Regions from separate parts of the Homo sapiens genome. Here region 1 is linked to region 2. A link is an interaction called in ENCODE POLR2A ChIA-PET data of the cell type or tissue named here. Cell type or tissue: A673. All regions are shown on one strand. Links, peaks and the distances in the headings refer to the core of each region. The heading gives the core; the rest is flanking DNA.

Evidence for each region. ChIA-PET counts read pairs that join two places held together with the same protein. Peaks named below come from ENCODE experiments on the same cell type or tissue, not always from the same donor. Only the 100,000 strongest peaks of a DNase experiment are listed, where the experiment ranks them.
Region 1: POLR2A ChIA-PET joins it to region 2 with 10 read pairs; 1 of 35 experiments calls an interaction of 5 or more read pairs at or near these places.

The regions. Positions count from the first base shown.
Region 1 is chr2:176,606,083-176,617,387 of GRCh38, reverse strand. LINC01116 (long intergenic non-protein coding RNA 1116) reads left to right here. Exons shown (of 5, transcript NR_188023.1): 5 at 3,608-5,951. Among named protein-coding and RNA genes, the nearest start is that of MIR1246, 11 kb to the right of the region's middle. In A673, for the core only: no CTCF peak of the experiment used is centred there; DNase peaks (open chromatin) are centred at 3,147, 3,567 and 3,817; H3K4me3 peaks cover 779 bases; H3K27ac peaks cover 2,846 bases.
Region 2 is chr2:176,671,944-176,683,248 of GRCh38, reverse strand. It overlaps LOC105369143 (a long non-coding RNA gene), which reads left to right and starts at 3,491. Exons shown (of 2, transcript XR_001739797.2): 1 at 3,491-3,567; 2 at 9,385-10,025. In A673, for the core only: a CTCF peak has its summit at 3,715 (motif pointing left); DNase peaks (open chromatin) are centred at 2,025, 3,708 and 3,808; H3K4me3 peaks cover 1,450 bases; H3K27ac peaks cover 7,071 bases.

The DNA of each region.
Region 1 (11,305 bases), core at 1,859-9,858, 66 kb after region 2:
AGAGGGACTCTCTCTATGTTGCACAGGCTGGTCTTGAACTTCTGGTCTTAAGTGATCCTTCCACCTTGGCCTCCCAAATTGCTGGGATTATAGGCAAAAGTCACCATGCCCAGCCAATAATTATTTTTATTTATTTGTTCTTCATTTAAGCAATCATTCAACAAATGATTGTTTGTGAAATGTTTCCAGGTACTGTGCTACATAAGAGAAATTTAGACAGAGACTTTTACCATAGGAATTTATAGGAAATGGGTTTAAGAGACAAGTAGATTATAATGAGACAAGATTATAATATGGCTAGAGTAGCACAGAACAGGAGCACCTAACCCAGCCAGCTTCATGCCACCAGACAGCCAGGAATGGAGGGATGTGGTAGTGAGGCATGGCTTCCAAGTGGCGGTGATGTGGAGCTGTCTTGAAGGACATGTAGGAATTAGTCAAGGGAGAAATATAAGAAAAATACTTTATAGTGTCTTTTCCAATATTAGAAAATAAAATAATTAAGACAGATGTTAAAGCCAGGAAACATTCTCTTCCTTGAATATTCTCTTCCTGTGTGATACAGTTTGGATGTTTGTCCCCTCCAAATCTCATGTTGATATTGATTGCCAGTGTTGGGGGTGACTGGACCATGGAGGCGGATCCCTCATGAATGGTTTTGCATCATCCCCTTGATGATAAGTGAGTTCCCACCCAGTTAATTCATGAGACATCTGGTTGTTTAAAAGTCTAGGACCTCCCCGTCTCTCTTTCTTGCTCTAGCTCTCACCATGTGACGTGCCTGCTTCCACTTCTCCTTCTACCATGATTGGAAGATTCCTGAGGCCTTCACCAGAAGCCTAGCAGATGCTGGTGCCATGCTTGTACAGCCTGCAGAAACATGAGCCAATTAAAGCCCTTTCGTTTATAAATTACCCAGCATCAGGTATTTTTTCATAGCAACGCAAATGGCCTAATACACTGTGCATTTGGCAGGAAGCTGTTGCTGGTGGTCTGGGGGACTGAATGATTGAATAAGCTTTCAATTTAGGAAGCTCTTGAGAGAATTCTGTAATAGCACTTTCCAGTAGAAATATGTGATTCACGAATAGAATTTTAAATGTTCTAGTAGCTCCGTAATAACATTACAAAAAAAAAGGTGAAATTCATTTTAATAATCTTATATTTCACCCAGTATTTCCAAAATATTATCATTTCAACGTGGAATCAATATAAAAATAATGAGCTATTTTGCAATTTTGTTTTTATATGAAGTCTTCAAAATCTGGTGTGTATTTTACATGTATATGTTTCAATTTGTACCAGCAAATTGCAGAGCTCAATAGCCACATGTGGCTAGTGGCTCTTATATTGAGGAGTCCAGTTTTATAACATCAACATTAAATCTCACCATGGTCACCAATGAAAATGAACCCAGAGTATTCTGGCTGGATTTATTCATGATAACTAATCCCTCACTTACATAAACAGTGTATGCTTCAAGAAGGGAGAACAAAGATTCTGTAAAGATCTATGTCCTAGGCATTTCTCTTATATTTGACAGCCAATAGTGTTTATGACAAGCCCTATACTTCATAAGCAAGCTATGACACAGTATTGTAAATACAAATGTTTTAACTGTGGGTATAGTAAAAGCATTTTGGGCTTCCCAGATTGGCTAGATTCCACCATCACTGGGGCCTGTTTGTGATTATGCATCTATGATACAACTCAGAACCAATTATTCCATCATAAAAGGCATGGTCAAGGCAAACTCTCACACATAATGTCACCTGTGATCATTTTTTTCTTACTGAAATAGCTGCAGTGCTGTTGTATACAAGCGTATTTCTTTTAATGAGATAAGACAAAATGATAGCATTGAGATGAGAGACTTGTAATGACTTCCCACTGGGAGCAATGATCTCTGGTTCTTAGTTTCTCCACCTGTGAAATGGCAGTAATAATTTTGGCCCTAAGGTCTTAGTACCATGAGGATATGAACAAATACTTTTCATTTGTCTGATTCTCAGTTTAGCACAGGACTTATGATTGCAAAAGTATTTCTTCAATCTCCAGAAGTGTTTGTGAGAGAGAGGGCCATCCAGTGAATTACTTTTTCTTTATTTTCTTTAGTGGGTCACTCACAGTTTGTGACAAGAGCATTAGCAATTGCATAGCTGGTGCCAGGGGCACTGTGGAGTCATTGAGGAAGTCACTGTTAGCTACAACCCGTATGAAAGCCAATTACTCTCTAGAGAGGCAACATGCCATCCTGAGAGAATACAGGGCTGGTGCCTCAAAGTTTTTCCACAGACAAGGTACGCAGCCTGGGGCAAACTATTTTAACTGCAGCTTTCTCAGCTGTGAAAAATGAGAATGGCAATCCTTACTGCTTTGGAAGAGAGTTGTGTTTATTAATTAGTTTGTATTTCAAAGTGCTTCACAACTGGAAAGTTTCACTATTGGATTAAGGAAAAATTTCCTTTCATTTTATCCCTCTCCACATTAGGATGAAAAGAAACTGTGCTTGCTGAGGCTGGGAGAAAAACGGAGGGGATTCAGGCAAAAAAGCTAACAAACCTGACTTCCATGGTAGTGGCTCATTTCCCCGGCTGTAAGATGGCACCCATTAAAGGGAGCTTTGTAAATTAGGTATCTTAAAGGGCAGCCAAACCTGCCATCTGAAGAATTACTTTTGTTTTAGACTTAATTTTTATGATTGCTTCAAGAAAAAAAGGGAAAGAAAATGAGCCAAATCACACTGTGATAGGGGATTTGAAAATGAGAAGTAGCATAAACAATATCATGTTTTCTTGCCTGAAAAATAGGAGGTTGGATCTGCTTATATGCCAGCCTTTAGACTCTCAAATCTCCTTGTTCTATTTCTAGCTTATCTCGGTAGGTCCACCAGTATTTTCCTACCAAGTGTTCTACTATCATTAATTGTTTAAAAAAAGAGAAGAGAGAGAATTCATTTCTATTCTTCTTGTGGCTGTCCCTTAGTTTTTCATTTCTCCTTCCATACTGGGGAATACAGGTGCCTGGCCAGGGACTGCACTTCCAAGCCTCCTTTGCATCTAGCTGGGTCATGTGACAAGTTCTCGCCAATGGAAAATAAGCAGAAGTAGAGTTTCTAAGTGGCTGTGCCTTTTCCAGTATCTCTGGGGACTGGAAATGATTCTGAAGCCATAGGGAAAAGCCAAGCCTCAAGAGAGAAGGCTGAATCCTTTATCACCACATGGAGGAAAACCTCCCACAGATAAGGAACATCTGCTTTGGATTGTTATCTGAGTGAGAGAGAAACTTCTGTTGTGTGAAGTCGCTGGTATTTTGAAGTTTATTGTTAATAGCAGCTAATGTTACCCTAACACATATACTGCCAAAGCTGACACTCTTCCCCAAAGTTTCCATTATAGTTGTCTTTTCCATGTCAGAACTTGAAATTCCTTTAGGACTTTCGTGACATTCAATATAGTGCAGGACATGTAAGGTATTTAATAAATGCATATGGAATTGAGGAAGGAAGGTATAAAGGAAGGGAGGGAGGAGGGAGGGAGGAAGGAGTGGGTGAATTAATGTGTATGCATTTAATGTGACTCACTTATTTTCTTTTATGCTTTTAAAGCCAACATGTCCATTTCCACCCTCCACCCTCATTCTCACATTAAGCTATGGAGAGGGGGAATATTTGTACTTTTTTCATGGTCTTCCAAAGGATGGACATACTACTGCCACGAGAGAAATTGCTGGTCAGAGAGAAGCAATTCCTTAGAGAAAGCAACCCACATATCATCACCCAAGAGAGCTGAACCATTGCCAACATCTCCATCAGGAACTTGGAAGAGTTTTCTGTCTTCCCAACACAATAAAACTGGAGACACGAGCATGCAGAGCTCCAGCCAGCACAATTACATAAAGCCAAAGCACATTATCACTTGCAGGCTGCAGGATTTATGGCCAACTATGATGGAAAATACAGAGATACTTTACTTGTCTGAATTCAACACTCAAAAAAGATAGTATGTATTATATTAATGATAGAGAAAAGTTGTATATATTGTACTTTTTCTAATGAAAACCTTAGTAAACAGAGCAGAAACAGATGCCAGCATCTTAGAGAAGAAAGAAAAATGGAAAAGATTGCCAGTTTGCTCCTCTTCAGACAATATGCAATTGCTGTTCTTGTTGAAAAATTCCTTTCAAATGCATTGAGGCAGCATTTCTATTTTGGTGGTTTTCTGCATTTGAGTTGCTGCTTCTAACTTGAGTGGAACAGAGAAGTTTGTATTCTCTATGGGTGTCTGCTGTTCCAAGTATGAAGCAGTGAAGCTAAAATCACTTTACTTCTAGAAACCTGTGATTTCCATTTGCCATGAGGTTAGCACTTCCTCTGGCAGTGCCTTTGCCACGAACTGTCATAGAACCATGCTGTTTATCTAGCATAGCATTCTTCTTTATCATAGCTGCTTACCACTTGTTTCTGCTCTGGAATGCACCCTGTACGTGCAGGTTATGTGGTGTCCTGGCCCAGTGCTGGCACACGGTGAGCACTCACAAAAATATTGAAGAGCTCTCTTCAGGTTGTAATTTTATGTTACCAATGTTTTTACACAGTTGGTTTGCATTATGAGTACACAGTGAGAAGGTAAACCAGTGTGCTGTTTGTCTATCGTTTCCAAATTTTGAATTATTTAAATACATGTTAGTGAAATCACTGTTTATCAGAACCAAAATTGCAATCTTAAAACTTCTGCAAGATAGAAAAGATTGTTTAACAAAGGAAGGAAAATATTACAAAAACAGATTTCTCTCTTAATTTTGTCAGTGCTTGGACTTGGTCCCCAAATCTTAAAAGTGAATTTGTTTCCAGAACACCTGAAACAGAGACCACATTTTTATGTTTGCCTTTTTGCAGTGAAGTTTACATTAGGGAGCTATATTTTCCTTATATTTATTTTTAAATCATTTGGGCTTTCCAATAAAATAGCATTCTCATTTTCTTCCCTCTTCCCAGATTAATGCATTTATTATTTTAATGCATGAAGGGGTCCACGTGGCGCTATGGTTGGTGGCTGGGATGCTCTGGAGTGGTGCGCTTGGAAAACAATGTGTTATTTGCACTTGAGAAAATACTTTGTTGGCTAAGTGTCTAGGCACTGAAACAGTAACAGTTCATCAAAAGACAGTTATCCCAGATACGCTTCCAAGAGTGGCAATCAGTTTTCCTAAAGAGTCAAAGAAAAGAGTGAGAATTGTGGGAAGTGGGAGACTAGAAGGACAGACTCATTTGGAAACAGGAAGTGGTTCAAGGAACTTAGGATTTGGAATATAGGAAAAGAAATGGGGAAACATACCCATGCCTTCTCTTCTCTGTAGACATCCAATTTGAACCTACTCCAGATTAGTAGGAAGTAAAATCATTATCTGATGTTCTGTGGCCACATGGAAAATACATTGGTAGTTGCAACCAGACTAGAGTCAACATTGAGAAACCAATAGAACCACTAACTTGGGCTGGTGAGGCACAGCTACTGGTCAAAACCTGCCCAGGAGGCCCAGTACCACTCACAGTCAGGATCGGGGTCATGGTAGGGGAAGGTCAGCTAGCTTACTGCAGCCCATCTCTGATGGGGAGGTGAGGACTTCCAGCCCTGGGCTGCTCATTCACCTCCCCTCTGGAGCAGTAAACAGGGAAGTAGCAAGAAGCTAAGCTCCTTTTGTTAGGCATTGTTAATTCCTCCAAGGTGACCATTGATGTATTTTTTATTCAGTAACTTAGCATATATGTGTGTGCACAATTAATAGTTATATATAATAAAAGTGAATATATTAAAATTTAAAAAAATAAATTATGATCATTGCACAATTCTGTGACTATACTACAAACCATTAAAATGTATACTTTAAATGGGTGTTTTTTATGTTATTTATGTGATTATGTCTCAATAAAGATGTTTTAAAACCATAAATGTTTTTATCCATTATTTTCCCTAAAAAATCATGCATTGGGTTTTGTTATTATCATTGACTTCCTTCCTTCTGTGTTTTTATATTGCCTTCTTCAAGTCTTGGTGATCCCAGGATATACTCCAGAACTGATAAATGTTGGCTAATGAATTGTAGCTTTATTCCAGTTTTAGCACTGCCAGGCCAGGCTATATTGTCTGTGTTATGGGGTCAGTATGAAAAATTTTACTAAAAAATGAAACTGACCCAGAGAGAGGCTCTTCATGAGCTCCTGCACTTCCTCCTACTCACCTCACCTCCCAGGGTGCTCCTTGCCTTCTCTGGGTATTGATGCTTATTGTGATCTTGTGTACCATAATTTGAAAGGTATTCTCTGATACCTTCCACTACTACACTCTGTGGTTACAGAAGAGATTGGTGGACATTGTTATGAATGTAAAAATCGGTGGTTATTTTTTAACCTGTCTTCAAAGCTGATTCATAAACAATAATTCAGCCTTACAATGTCTTGTGTGAGATAATTTCAGTTATTTTATAGATAATAAAATCTTATAAGGGTTATATTCGGTTCATGAGAGTTACTCATTTCCTTTTCTGGGGATGGTTGGTGAATCAAGTGAATAGCATAGAGAAGAGCTTCTCAAACTATCTCTTGTGGAAGGTTAGCTTTTTAAAAAATTTTCCAAGAGGTTGGCAACTTTTGTAAAACCAATAAAAATAAACTACTGTTTTTCAAAAGAAGACATACAAATGGTCGTGGTATGAAAAAATGCTCAACATCACTAATCATCAGGGAAATGCAAACCCAAAGCACAATGAGATACCACCTTGCTCCAATTAGAAGGCGGTTACCAAAAAGACAAAAGAAAAGTGTCTTTTCTTACATACTATTGGTAGGAATGTAAATTAGTACAGCCATTATGGAAAACAGTATAGTGGTATCCCAGAAAATTAAAACAAGTACTACCATATGATCCAGGAACCCCACTAATGGGTATATATCTGAAAATAAAAATCAGTATATTAAAGAGATTTCTGCACTCCCATGCTTATTGCAGCACTACTCACACTAGCTAAGTGTCCAACAGTGGATAAATGAATAAAGAAAACGTGATATATATATATTCACAATAGAATACTACTGCACCATAAAAAAAGAATGAAATCCTGTGATTCGCGACAACATGCATGAATCTGGAAGACCTTATGTTAAGTGAACTAAGTCAGACACAGAAAGAAACACCACATGATCTCACTCATATGTGGAAACTTAAAAAAAAGGTTGGGGCCCGGCGCAGTGGTTCACGCCTGTAATCCCAGCACCTTGGGAGGCCGAGGCAGGCGGATCACGAGGTCAGGAGATCGAGACCATTCTGGCTAACACAGTGAAACCCTGTCTCTACTAAAAATACAAAAAATTAGCCTGGCGCGGTGGCAGGCGCCTGTAGTCCCAGCTACTCGGGAGGCTGAGGCAAGAGAATGGCGTGAACCCGGGAGGCGGAGCTTGCAGTGAGCCGAGATCACGCCACTGCCCTCCAGCCTGGGGGACAGAGCGAGACTCCGTCTCAAAAAAAAAAAAAAAAAAAAAGGGGGTATCACAGAAGCAGAGCAGAACAGTGGTTACTAGAGACTGCAGACGGGGATGAATGAGGGGAAAAACAGGGAGAGGTTTGTCAATGGGTACAAAGTTACAATTAGGAGGAATAAAATTCTGGTGTCCTGTTGCACAGTAGGGTGACTATGGTTAACAGTAAGGTATTGTGTATTATAAAATAGCTGGAAGAGAGGTTTTTGAATGTCCTAAACACAAATAAATGATAAGAGCATGAGGTGATGGTATGCTAACTAAGCTGATTTGATCATTATATAACAGATACATGTATCAAAACATCACATTGTACTCCATAAATATATATAATTACAATTTGTCAATTTAAAAAAAGTTAAAGAATGCAAAATGCTTGCCCCCTTTTAATATTATATTCAGTAGACATAAAATTACATTTCAACTAATATTACCAAACATAAGAAAAAAAGTGAATTTTAAAAAACTGTACACATTGTTCATTGACAATGTCTGGAGAGACAAATAGAGAAAATTACTGTTACACTCATAATTTTTGTAATTCTTCAATCATAACGAAGTTATGAATGGAATAAATTCTGCATATTAAGCACCTATGTACACACTTTAATGAACAATTTGTATATTAATGTGTAATTTTCCTGTGATGAATGAGCTTGCTTCTTGATGTTAACTTATCTAATCTAGGCTAGACTGATGACAGTGCTACTTATAGGGGATAATGTATATCAAAACTGTCTCTATGTTTTGATAACAAAATAGACAAACCAGTCTTACATAGATATATTCATGGCAAAGAAAACAGGATATTCATTTTTAACATTTTTTCCCAAAATGTAGCAAGTGATGCTCTATGCAAAATTTTTAAATTCTTTATCAGTAAGCAGTTCCAACAATTTATTCTGTAAATTTGTAGTTAACTTTTGAACAGACAGGGACTTTTGTATTTATATACATTTGAGTTACAGTTGACAACTTAACCTTAAAATATTACATGCTTTAGCATGTTCTTACTACTTACCATCTGTAGCTCACCTTATGATTTCAAAACTCCCTGATCTGGTCTATATACTGTTCAATGAAGACAGTCCATTGACCATGCATTTGAACGTTAAGGCAATGTCAAATTCCTATAAAAATTTGTGCCCAATTACTCTCAATTTCTGTACATCTCATTTCAGACTAGTAATAGTTGATGGGCCACACTTTGAGTTATGTAGATAAAGGATTCCTTTAGTTCAGCAAAGCAATTGAGGTCATCTGTTGTGGTGAACTCAAGCAAGAGATTGGTGGTTGGACTCAAAGCAGATTTTATGAGATCCTGTAGATTGAGAATAACCCAAAGGAAAGGCTCAGAAAAATTGCCATTAGGTTCTTCATTTGAACCTTTCCTGTTCAATCCTTTTACCAATGACTTAGATGGGGTTATAAACTTATCAGATTTAAAAATATAGTTTATATTTATTAAGCATTTATTTTACATAATCCATATACTCAGCTAATTGTTCAAGGATTATTTCATTTAATCTTTAGAACAAAAATTTTATTATGTACATACTGTAATGCACAGTTCACAATAGGGTTATAAATCCCCAATTTATAAGTGAGAGAAGTTAAGTAACTTCCCTGAAGTCGCACTGCTAGTTGATGGAACTGGGATTTGAGTCCAAGCCAGCAGACTCCACATCCAAAGGCAAACCACCTAGTGGACAGGCAAAACTGGCCAAGATTGGCACAACTGTAAGTGAAGGAAACAGAATATTTGAAATATTCTCTAGGCTAAATTGCTAGGCAAAAATCAATAAGGTGAAAATAAGAGGAATAACTCTCAATTTCTCTATTAGATTAACATAAGTCAATTGCACAAAAGCAGGCTGAGGAAGATCTCACGCATCAGAGTCTCTTGGGCATCACCTTGTATCTTGCCAGCCTTTCTCTTCCCCCCCCCTTGAGACAGGGCCTTGTCCTGTTGCTCAGGCTGGAGTGCAGTGGCGCCATCTCAGCTCACTGCAACCTCCACCTCCCGGGCTCAAGTGATTCTCCTGCTTCAGCCTCCCAAGTAGTTGGGATTACAGGCATTCAACACCAAGCCCAGCTAATTTTTGTATTTCTTTGTAGAGACAGGGTTTCACCATGTTGGCCAGTCTGGTCTCGAACTCCTGGCCTCAAGTGACCCACCAGCCTCAATCTCCCAGAGTGCTGGGATTATAGGCATGAGCCACCGTGCCTGGCCTAGCCTCACTTCTAATTCTAGCTGCTGCTGTGGCACATATCCTCTAAAACAGGGGTCCCAACACCTGAGCCATGGACAGGTACTGGTCCATGGCCTGTTAGGACCCGGGCCACACAGCAGGAGGTGAGCCACAGGTTAGCGAGCATTACCAGCTGAGTTCCACCTCCTGTGAGATCAGTGGCAGCATTCAATTCTCATAGGAGCTCAAACCCTACTATGAACTGTGCATGTGAGGGATGGAGGTTGCACACTCCTTATGAAAATCTAATGCCTGATGAAATGACCACCACCCTATCTGTGGAAAAATTGTCTTCCACAAAAAAGGTTTTAGTGCCAAAAAGGTTGGGAACCACTGTGCTAGAAGCTCTGCAGGACACTTCTGCTAACAGAACCTCATTTAAAGAGCTCACATTTCTGCCCTGAGATTATTATTATTCTCCTCCTCCTTCTTCTCCTTCTCCTCCTTCTCCTTCTGTTTCTCCTTCTCCTTCTCTTTCTCTTCCTCCCACCTCCTCTTCCTTCTCCTTCTTCCAGCTTTATTAAGTATAACTGATGTGCAAAAATCTGCACATATTTAATGTCTATAATTTGATGAGTTTGGATATATGTGTACACACATGGAACCATCACCATAAGCTAGGTAATAAACATATCCATCATATTTATCCATCATTAACCTCTCCGAAAGTTTCCTTGTGACTCTGTATTTTTTTGTTTGGTTTTTGTTTGTATGTTTGTTTGTTTTTGTGGTAAGCACACCTAATATGAGATCTACTCCCCTAAAATTTTTAAGGGCCCAGTACGGTATTGTTAACTATAGGTACTGTGATGTATAGCAGTTCTCCAGAACTTATTCATGTTGCATAACTGAAACTTTATACCCATTGAACAGCTCTCCATTTCTTTCTCCCCCAGTCCCGGGTGACCACACTTCTACTCTCCACTTTTATGAGCTTGTGTAGTAATAAACACCTACATTAAAAAGGAAGAAAGATCACAAATAAACAACCCAACTTTATACGTAAAGGACCTAGAAAAGGACAAACTAAGCCAAATTAGCAGAAGAAAGGAAATAGTAAATATTAGAGCAGAAATAAATGAAATAGAAAATTTTAGAAAATCACAAAACAGTTGTTTTCTTGAAAAGAACCCTATTGTGAACTGTGCATGCAAAAGATCTATGCTGCGCACTCCTTAGAAGAACCTAATGCCTGATGAAACCATCCCCCGACCACCACCCCATCCACGGAAAAATTGTCTTTTTCCCCTGAGAAGGATGGTTAAAACTGACAAAATTCAGCTCAACTAAGAAAATAAGATTCAAATAAATAGAATCAGAAATGAAAGAGGAGACATTATAACTGATGCCACAGAATATAAAAGACCATAAGAGGCTACTGTGAACAATTATATGCCAACAAATTGGATAACCTTGAAGAAACGGATAAAGCCCTGCGATTCTTAGGAACTGCACCTAGAGAAGCCTGCTCAGGTCACATGCAACAGTAGCTGGGGCAACTCCTAGACAACAGGTATGA
Region 2 (11,305 bases), core at 2,022-10,021:
ACCTGATGAACCTGGCTTCTTGTTAGATGCTCAAACAGCCCATTAGTTTTGTAACAGCCAAGAGAGGAGAGGTTGGGCTGCTCCATGTTCTAGAAGCAACTACCCCTGAGCCAGTGTGTAGCAGCAAGCAAGCCCATACTGCTTCCAGTATAAGAAAGCCTCTACTTTGTTTCTGACAACCATCAAAAGTTTTACTCTATTAAATGGAATATGTCCTTATGTCTTTTGCACTATTTTTCTGCTTCTAGAAATTCCCGGACAGATTTAACCTACCTGAATTTGAAACAAGCACTATTTTTCTCTCCGTGTCTTCTATCTAATCTATTTTGGGGTTGTTTTTCTGAAATGAGAATAATGGCAGACAGAAATGCCATTTAGCTTGCTCGCTTTTTCTTTGCCTGCCTCTCTCCTTCCTTACCTCCCTCCCTCTCTTCCTCCTCCTCCTTCTCTCTCTTTCTCTCCTGTTAGGGCTTAGTTAGAAGAAGAGGTGTTTATAAAACAGATAAAGTTCAGCTTGCTTGCCTTGCCTTGCTGGCTTAGAATGTGAAAACTATGGAAGAAGGCACACATTCTAACGGATGCCTGAGAAAAATTGCCTCTTCACAGAGTGTTTGGAAGAAACACCATTAAATGAAAGGCAAAAAATAATTGCACAACATCTCAGAAACCTTGCTCTCAGCTGCTTGATGAGCTATTTGTGTCTCTTCGTGGATTTTTTTTTATTTAGAAAAATGGGATGAGTCACTTTTTATTTTCCCCTCCTTTGGAGTCTTAGAGGTTGTTTAATCTCAAGCGAACTCAATTCACATTTTCCTGGCAATGTTAGCTATCAACTCAAATCATTTTAGTCATTGCATCATACTGCCAGTCAGCAAGCAGGGACCTAATTAGCTCTTTGCTTTAATGGCAATAGTTAAATTTGCATTATTAATTTAAATATTACAGACACTGTGGACTTGGGCACATAGCTGAGAGAAAGATGTAGAATGAATAATAACTTGCTGAAAAACACCAGTCATTATTCCCATCATGTTCAAACTTTTTAGCTATAATGATATCAATTAAAATCCTAATCCTGGAAAAAGACTTACTGGTTCTCTTTTGTTGTAAAAACTGCAGTTGTATTTAAATGCAGGGCTGGGGTATTCAAGCTATATGTTGCAAAATACAGTGGTCACACAGATCAAGAGATACAACTAGAGTTTTAATTATATTTTTGCTTTTTTAAAAATATCCAAATGATAAAAATGTATGAAGTTCTTTGGCATCCTGTCCTGAACATTCCTAGTGTTTCGCATGTCCTGAAGTACTGCAATCACTCTGCAGTGTCAAAACCTGTTTGGGTTACAAGACAGATGGGACTTTCAAAATGAAATGTACCTAAGACTGTTTGCTACTATATATATAAAATGTCTCATTTAGTCTCATCTGTGATTTTCCAAGAGGAAAATGTTTCCAGGAGCAATTTATCTCAGTCCTACAGGTTTGTATCACTGAATGACCATCTGAAAAACAGGGCTGGAATCTTTTCTTAAAGGGAAAGTGCATAAGTGTGTTACAGAGTTATTTTCAATGCAGTAGGTGAACAACATGAAAGAGCTCTAAAATAAATGAAATGCTAAATATGAAAAAACTGAAAATATGAACTTTATATGTTTTCATCTGGTGTGTGAAACCTTTCATTTGAGTTCAAAAAATATTTCATACTGTATCTGTGAAAACAAAACAACTGGTAGAAAAGATAAAATTAATAGACAACAATGCTCAATTTTGTGCCAAATTGTACTTTTTAGCTTCTCCTTCCCCTTAGTTACCTAATCAGCTCCTTATTTGAGTAAACCAGCCTATTACTTCTTTGACATGAATGCCCTCCCCTCTTAAGACAGCTACCACTTTGATAGGGCCTACAAGTCAGCTAGCTGCAAAGACTCCCTTAATGCCCTGAACTTCGATTTCTCTTTTATGGCCTCTACTATATATTTATTTATTTTGTCTTTAATTGAAGATCCTCATTTCCTCTTTCAAATAAGTTCTTTGCACTCAGACTCTGTGTCTGATTTATTTTTGCCTTCCTGACAATGCTTAGTACTTGGGAGGAGCTCAGTGATCTTGACTGAATGAACAAGAAATGAGCTGGCTACAGAGGGATGATGCAATGGTTCAGTCATCAAATTTAAAGTCACTTTTGCTTTGGTTGCATAAAATGCATTACTCCAATTTTAAAAGATGAACTATGATTTCATAATTTATTTGGGTCAAAGACCTGAGTTCAAGCTATACTTGATTTTGCTCATCAGTGGAGTGGTTCTATCCAAGGCTCAGCTTCTTTAGCAGCAAAATGGAGATAGTAGTGACTTCCCAGTTAGGATTACATAAACAAGAACCCTGTGGTCTTGTTGGTGAAACATGAGGTCTAAATAACAAAACATATAATGCCTCTCGATTCACTGGAAATTGCAGATAAAAATGTACAGGGTTATAACTGCTAATAAATGCAGTTGCAACTGTGTTTGATCGATACAGCATGGTGGCAAAGTATAAGGTCTAAGTCTTCAAGGAGGACAGGCTATACCAGAAGAGCATCTAGTACTTTAGGTACCAGATTATTGAGTACTAGTTTAACCCAATACTGAATGGGTTAGCAATCTATATTGTCTTAGGATGGCAGTTTAGAGTAGTAGTCAAGAATACGGACTCTGGAGTTAGAATTCTTGGGTTCGAAGCTTAGAATAATAATAAGTGTCTTTTAGGTCTTTCAGGATCCTTGTAAGGATCAAATGGCATAATTTACATAAAGCTCTTAACACAGTGGCTCTAGCCTTTGATGAGATCTCAATAAGTGTTAGCTATGATCAAACAATCAAATCATTACTAGTTCATCTGTATGCACAAATATGCTTCCTGTTGTTTTAAAAGTAATTCTATGTATTTTCATGTTTCCAAAAACAGGGGATCTCCCTTCCCTTTTTCAATGGACTAGCACAGGACCTGCCCACAGAGGCCCTAACTCAGTGCTCTCTGAATGAATGGATGAATGGGTACAGGTCAGTGCTCAAAATTAACGGGCAGGATGTGTCGATGGGAGCCAACAAAAATATCGATACTCCACTATTTACATGTCAGGGAGTTGAATTATTGTCTACTGGACTCTCCCAGACCACTCTGGGCACTGTTTTTAGTGAAGCGGACACTTGGGGTCACACTTTTGATGACAGCAATAAGAGTGAACACTTGGTGAGGGTTTACAATGCACAAGCACCATGCTAGAAGCCTTACGTGCATTATCATATTTTATCTTACCATAACCCTCTAACATGATACCATTCTTATTCCCATTTTACAGGGAATATCACTGAGGCTCAGAGAGGTAAAATTAATTTGGCTGAAGTCAAACTGAACAATGAGGGCACTGTGGCTCAAACTCACATCACTGGAATTCCAAGTATATGTACCTGACGTTACATAATATTGTCTCTGTGGAATGCTTTGAGGAAAGGAACCTAAGATTTTGGAACTCTGAGACTATGCTGAATCTGCTAAAATTTTGAGATGCTCTCTGTTCTGGAGGTAAGTCTCAACTAAATGATTCTTCTGATTATTAACTCGGCACCCCTGTTTTGAGCCAGAATCAACTCCAAATTTGCAAAACCACCTCTTTTCCTTTGCCAGCACCCTCTGCCACCTGCTGTCTTTCCTGTGTTAAAACCATGGGGCAGAGAACACTTAGCAAATTAATAGAAGAAAAAAACCTCACTTTTCTGGCTCATAAAATGTTGAGCCAGTTTCTTTGGAACCTCCTTAGCTAAGATACTGAAAAGAATGGAATTTATACTACAACTTTCTTCCCAGATGGTAAAGTGCTTTACAAATAATGGAACTAATGCAATTCATTTGTAGTGAGTCAATTTGTCACCTTGGATGTTGTATTAACTCTCTGAAGCCAATTCAATTGCGGATTCAATAAATAAGCTCTTCCAGTGTACTACATGATGCCCTGCTGGTTAGAAAGAGTCCTACATAAATGGTAATTTGATCCTTTGCCACTCTGAATTCTTTAATCCTTGAAACATGCTTTTGAGAGATATGGAAAGAATTAATGCTTCCATTTTCTTGCTGGAGAAACTAAGGAACATATGCCATAAGGAATCAATCAGCCAATCTCAGCTCTTGCTCAATTCTGTGACCATTTCAATGCTCATTTCATAAATATCATCTAGACTGATTACTGCTCATGGGTGTAAAAGTGATCAGCAAAACTCTGCTTGAAAATATTTCCCTGACTCAGCCATAGTTGCTGCTGTCCCCTCAGGTGAATTTGAAACTGCTCGTGTTTTGTATTCTGCTCTCATCAGCTTCGGTTCTATTCTCACCCTTAGCCATTCTGAAGGGTTTCATTCTTTGGAGGGGCACAGCTCTGTGCATTACGTACTAGATGCTTCCTTCATACCAAGTTGAAAGTCATTGTTTATTGAACCAAAGTTGGCACCGAGAATGGAAACAAATGGGAAAAGGATGTGTATCTGCATTCACATTGTGTTATTTATGCCCACAGGTCCATGGCATGTAGCACGTATAAGCATTTTTATTTATTTATCTTTTAGTGAACTCAAGTAGTCCTTAAAGAAATGCATAAATATAGAATAAAATTGAATTTCAGAAATAAAGAAACTTGTATTAAAAAGCAATGCATGTCACCATGTTCAATGTAATTCCCTGAACAGAATTCCTTTGGAAAAGTAAAACTGACACATTTGGCCTCACTAAACTGTCATGATGAGTTAAACATTGATTATGGGGGAAAAAATGAACCCTGGACTAGAGGGGAAGTCATTCCTTATAATGCAACGGATAATAATTCTGTAGCTGTGCCATCCAGAAGTCCACGTAATGCTCTTTTATTCCGGGATATCTTATGTGGGATTTAAAATGTCTAGAGGGATTTTCTAGAAGCATTGTTTTGTTCTGAATAAGGAAGATAGGTCAGAATGGATAGGGTCTTTTTTTTTTTTTTTTTTTTTTTTTTTTTGGCCTTAAATGAGAAGGCCCATTTTTAATACAACCACTGATCTGGTGATTGTATTTGCTTTATTAGTAGCTAGTAGTATTATTGTTAGTATTTGCTGCATATTTTAGCCTCATGATGTCATCCTACATAGCTCAGTATTTCTGGGCTTCTTCAGTTTCTTCCTTGTGAGTAATTTGCCTTCTTTGCATTTTTGATGGATAGCATTGTATGAAAAAATATTAAAATACCCCAATGAACACTGTATACATCTATTGTGAATTCCACATTAAAGGGGTCCAGAAGCATGTTATGAATACAGAGGGTTGGTTCATTTGCTTTCTTCAGCTTGCTGAATGTACTGTTTGTCTTGATGTAGACTGTTATTTATGAAAAGTCTGCATAGTGGAAGAAAACATAGGGAGTACTGTTCAAAGAATCGTTAAGGAGGTATTATTTCAGATAATAATGTAATTAGACTCCTTTAGAGGAAAACGTAACTTCATATTTTCAGCTTTTCTATGGGAACATAGCTGTGGCTAATTAAGGGAAAAGTCAACTAATTTATAATGTTTAAATTTAGTGTTAAACTTGATAATATACCTGAAATTACAAAAGCCAAAACAACTCCAGCCCTGGCTCAAAAGCAGTTCTTTAATTTAGGATTAGATGAACACTCTTTCTGCAACCAAAATTCTAATTTTGTAGAGCCTTCTAGATCTTAAAAGGCATCAAAGGCAAAAGAAAATTTCTCACAAATCTGCCATGTTCAAAGTATCTACTTCAAAACAGAACCTTTTTTTTAATCTCCAATTTAGCCTGACAAAAATTCTCTTGGGCTTTTATTTCAAAAGATGAAAAATGAGCCATGGCAGTCAATGGAGTGCGGTGACTATTTATCTGTTTATGCCTATCCATGTGATTGCTAGAAAAACCAGATTTGACTTTGAATGTGATATGAAGAACGTATGCTAGTCACAAGCCCATATTCCTCAGAGGAGAAATAGGTTAAAAACTCAAAACTAAAATTTAGAAACCACACATTTTATTTTTGTAAAAAATAATTCAAAGCCTGATTTTTTTTTCAGTTAAAATGTGTGTCCAAGTTTTAAATAAACCTATCATATGGCAAATCAACTCCCAGTTTACACTTTTTCCCAAAACCAAAAAAAATCCAGGTTCCCTCTCTTGACTTTGGAGCCCCGCTCCCTCTGTCTCTGAACGGGGGAGCTTCTATCTTCTGCCTTCTCCCATCTTTCTTGCCTATTAAACTCTCCACTCATTAAAACCACACACACACACACACACACACACACACACACACACACATACACACACAAATCACAAGGCTAACTATTTAATAATGTCCATGTTTTACTTTATGTAACAGGTATCTATCAGAAAAATACTAATTTTGATTAATTGAAGAATGACATAAATGCACAAAAGATGCCTTTTATTTATAGAATTCTATGGCAAATACCTTTGCAAAGCAAAGAGCATTTCTATAAAGCTAATAATAATTCTGAATCATTCTTATTTTGTAGTTCCCAATTTTCATTGATTGGGCTTTAAGTGGATGTGCACTTAATTTATAAGGAAAAATTTACACAGAAAATTTATATGGCAGCCATTCTGCCATAATCAAAAAGCAAATTCATTTCTGAAGGAAAGTAGGAAAGACACAACGGCATAGTGCCTCTTTTATAGCCACATCTGCACAGCTCAGGGAAAAGTTAACAGATATGTCTGCTGATCACATTACAAAGCTGTTATGAGAGAATAAAGTTGCACCTTTGATGGGCTATTGCAGCTGAGTTAGGGGTCCCCAGTCATTAGAAGTTTTGCATGTCACAGATCAGAGCAGATTGGAGACCCAGAAATACTTTATGCAACTAGCTGAATTTTGGTCATTTCCATCAAATATCAGTGGACTCATTAAATAAAGATGAAACACACGCACACACATACACACACACACACACACACACACACACACACACACCCGAGATAAAGATGGGTTTAGGTTATTTCTGACTTTCACCTCTGTGATAGAAGGTCCATTGTGCTCATGCAGTGCCTTCAGGACACCCGCTGAGAACAAAGCTGCTTTCAGGAGCAGTAAGTGATTTCATTCTATTAATGTCCAGGTGATATGTGAAGCCCATTATCACATCGCTAATGTGGCGGCAGACATTTCCTGGCCAACCCAAGGCAGTAGCTCAAATGTTGGTAAAATGTGTGACTGGAAAAGGTAGTCCTTAGAAATCTTTTTAATTTTCTACTAGTGAATGCTAAAAACAACCACAAAACTGACCTTTTCAATTTCAAAAGAAGATGAAATTGAATGCTGCATGAAAAACCACAGGAAACATTTACACAAAACAATTTACAGGAGTTAATGGAAGTGTTTGGGTGAAGTGTGTGTTTTCCAGACGCAATGGGTCCCATGTTGTCGGAGAAAGCTTGTCATTTGAGGGGAAAAGTGAGTAATGTAGAAAAGCAGGTAATTCCGGCTCACTTCACAGCACACTGAATGAACAGGAATCACCCCTGACTGTCGCTCACTCTCCCCATGAGAACATATCATAACACATTGGGGGCCACCTCCATGGTCCCCCGTCAGGCAATGTGCCCTGTGAAACCAACATAATCAGCTCCTAGAAACATTGAGTATACTGAAGTACAGAGATGCATAGGCAGGTTAAAAACAGAAGCTGCAATATTATTAAAATTAACCACTCAATTTTAAGAAGATACTGGAAAATGATGCACATATTCTCAATTAACATCTTGTCAACAGTTCTAAATCCAGAGAGAGCTCATATTACCCAGAACTGTAACTACTTCTCTGAATTTAAGATCCCACCTCAAATAAATGAAAATGTATCATTTTTCAGATGGCAATGCAGGCCTACCCGCTAAGCCTGATTTTTTTTAATGAAATATGTTACTGTAAAAATAGTTAAGATTTGAGTTTTAGGCAAAATTTTTAAAATCTAAAATGAATACAGTAAAATCAATATTGATTATTAGGAGGAAAGGTGCTAATTGAGCCTGGAAAACCTTTTAAGAACTAAGAGGAGAAAATTTCCAGTAAAACTACAATAAATTACTATTCAATAACCAGAATATTTGTGTGGAATTTAACGTCAGTACATCAGCCTCCCTTTAATTTTTTTAAAATCATATATTACTGATTCACCCAGGAAGTCTCTTCCAGTAATAAGAGCAGTGTCATTTTGGCAAGTTACCTTTTCAACCTATATTTCATTACGTTCTAAAGAAATCCACTTTTTAGATTTCTTATGCTTTTAAGAATTCATTTTTAATCACCCCTTGTTTTTTAGCACTCAAGTCTTTCAGAGCTTGATATATACTTCTCTCACAGTAAAGTGAAAGCAAAACCATTTTATTTTAATAATGGATCACATTTTAATATTTCACACAACATTCTGAGAGCAAATATTCTTGATGACAAGTTTAAGAGAACAAGATTTTATTCCTTATTGTGTCATTACAAAAGCTGACCCAAAAGTTCAATAAATTGCCCTGACTGGGCAAATACTGGCAAAGTCCAAATCCCCTATAAACGTTTGCTTTAATCAGTGTCAAGACTGGTGCTGATTGTGAGTTGAAGAACCCCAACATTAAATCTGTATGTTAGCATTTAGGCACTCCATTGAAGAACTTTTCATTCCTGAACACTCCAAGGGCTTCATATAGGCTGAAACCTATTGTCTGAAGCAACATTCAAATGCCCTGAAACATATTTCTGTTCTCGTTAGACACAAAAGCAATTCTGGTCCTTCCCAACAGATGCTTCTCTATGGTACCCTTACCCATTTAGTACTATATTTTACATTCAATCTATCTAATTATCCTCTTAGAGAAAAAAATCTGTAACCAATTCATATTTCTGGCTTCCTAGACATATTTATGGTTTTCTTCCCATCCACCCAGGGAAATGAGAAAAATGGAGACATTTGAAACTGGGCAACAGTTTCCTCAACATCTCTTTTTTTTTTTTTTTTTTTTTTGAGATGGAGTTTTGCTCGTTGCCCATGCTGGAGTGCAATGGTACGATCTCGGCTCACTGCAACTCCTGCTCACTGCAACCTCCACCTCCCAGGTTCAAGCAATTCTCCTTCCCGAGCCTCCCAAGTAGCTGGGATTACAGGCGCCCACCACCATGCCCAGCTAATTTTTGTATTTGTAGTAGAGATGGAGGTTTCACCATTTTGGCCAGGCTGGTCTCAAACTCCTGACCCAGTGATCTGCCCACCTTGGCCTCCCAAAGTGCTGGGATTACAGGCGTGAGCCTCCGTGCCCGGCCCTCCTCATAATCTTTATTGACTGGGTTCCCTTCTCCCATCTTACAGGTGACACGGGGTGACAGTGGTGCTCCATATTCCTGAAGACACCTGGAAATATTGTGGGACGTGCCCTGAGTTGACATCAGGCAGGTCCTACCTTCCTGATTGGCCCCTGTTGGTGCTTGAAGAGCCCACTGAAACAACAGACTGAGCAAAGACTTTTAAACGCTGCACGTGGAATCTACCTCAAAGAATATCTAGTTCAAACTGGTCATTTTGCAGATGAGAAAACTGAGGTCCAGGACCATGAAGAGTTAACAGAGGATTAACACTAAGGCTCTGTCCCCTGATTTCCATCCCAGTGGTCTCTTTCCAGCACACAGGCTGTGCCACAGATTTTATAGGCATCTGGAATTTTGCTGGCAGGGTTACTTCTAAGAAATCTTTCGGTGGAATCTCTTTAAGTGGCCCCTGGAATGTAAGCACTATGGGCAGTCTGTAGTGACCCAGAGCTCCAAAACAGAGTTTCTAAACAGGCATGGCAGCAAATCCCAGCAACATCAGGCAGATGCTTTAGACATTTAAGGATCTGCAGATACTGCAGAATCCCTCAGTTGTGTGGTCAGCACATTACAACTCACATAACTGTAAAATTTTGCTGCAATAAAAATTATTTTTATAATAAAAAACATACTGTTATAAAAGTATTACCACTGGTAATAGCACCTGTTTTGACATCACTTTATAAAGACTTTTCCTGTAATTATTTCATCTTGTCTTCACAAAACCTGTGATGTCGTATGAGCATACCTATTTCCATAAAAGGAAACTGAGGCTCAAAGGGATTAAGTGATTTGTTTAATGGTACTCAGTTATTAGGCAGCAGAACAGGAACCTGAATGCCAACTCCCCTGCTTCTATACTTTGCTCCTACTAATCACAATCCCTCTTGATATGAGCTTTAAAATGACTTTCTTTGCAAGTTTCATGAGCATGTTGATAAACAAAGGTCTCTAGGAAGTCCAAATGTTTTTTCGCTGACTACCGCCTGGCTTCTAGTTCTCTTTCAATCTTTTATTTTTAGTCTCCTTTGCATTTAAGTTTGAGACAATAAGATCCTGAGGAGCTTGACTGTGGCCTGGGCCTGGGGATACTTCAGGATTGTGAACTCAGGGAATCTGAGGCAGGAATTAAAAGGTACATGAACACAAATAGGAACACATCTTCTCAAGAACTTAGGCTTTTTTTTTTTTTTTGGATAGGCCTCAGCCTCTTTAGTAGCTGGGACCACAGGTGCACCACCATGCCCAGCTATTTTTTTTTTTTAATTTTTTGAGACAGGGTCTCCCTATGTTGCCCAGGCTGGTCTTGAACTCCTAGGCTCAAGCAATCCTCCCACCTCAGCTTCCCAAAGTGCTGGGATTACAGGCATGACTCACTATACCTGGCAATTTATGCAGGAATCTTTTTTTTTTTTGTAATCTCTCTGTGAATTCATTATAACACCATTTTACTGTATATTTAACAAATAAAGCTATCCAAGAAAACAAATAAACAACAACAAGAACAACAAGAAAAACAAGGAATTCAGTAATTTACTACTAACTCAACATTCACCAAGCCTCATGTAATACTTATCTAAGGTAGCCAAACTACTGTTTTCTATGAGAAATCTTAGAATTTACAGCAATTTATGATCAGGACTGATGTCTGAGCTCTTGAAACAAAATTGAGAGCTGGGGTGTCCAGGAACCCAAAGAGAGGTGCTATCTGTTTTGTGTTTTGATTTGATTTGTTTTGCCCCTCATTTCTCAAGGAAGCCTTTCTGTGATCTATAGCCTTTGCAAAGAAGAAGAGTTGTATGGAAGGGCCAGCTTTGGGGTCCTTAGATGAATTATTTGGGAGCATTGCCTAACACTACTTTTACTGACATTCAGCCAGGTCAAGGCCATGGCTCCAAATAAGGAAAAAATAAAAGGCTACTGTC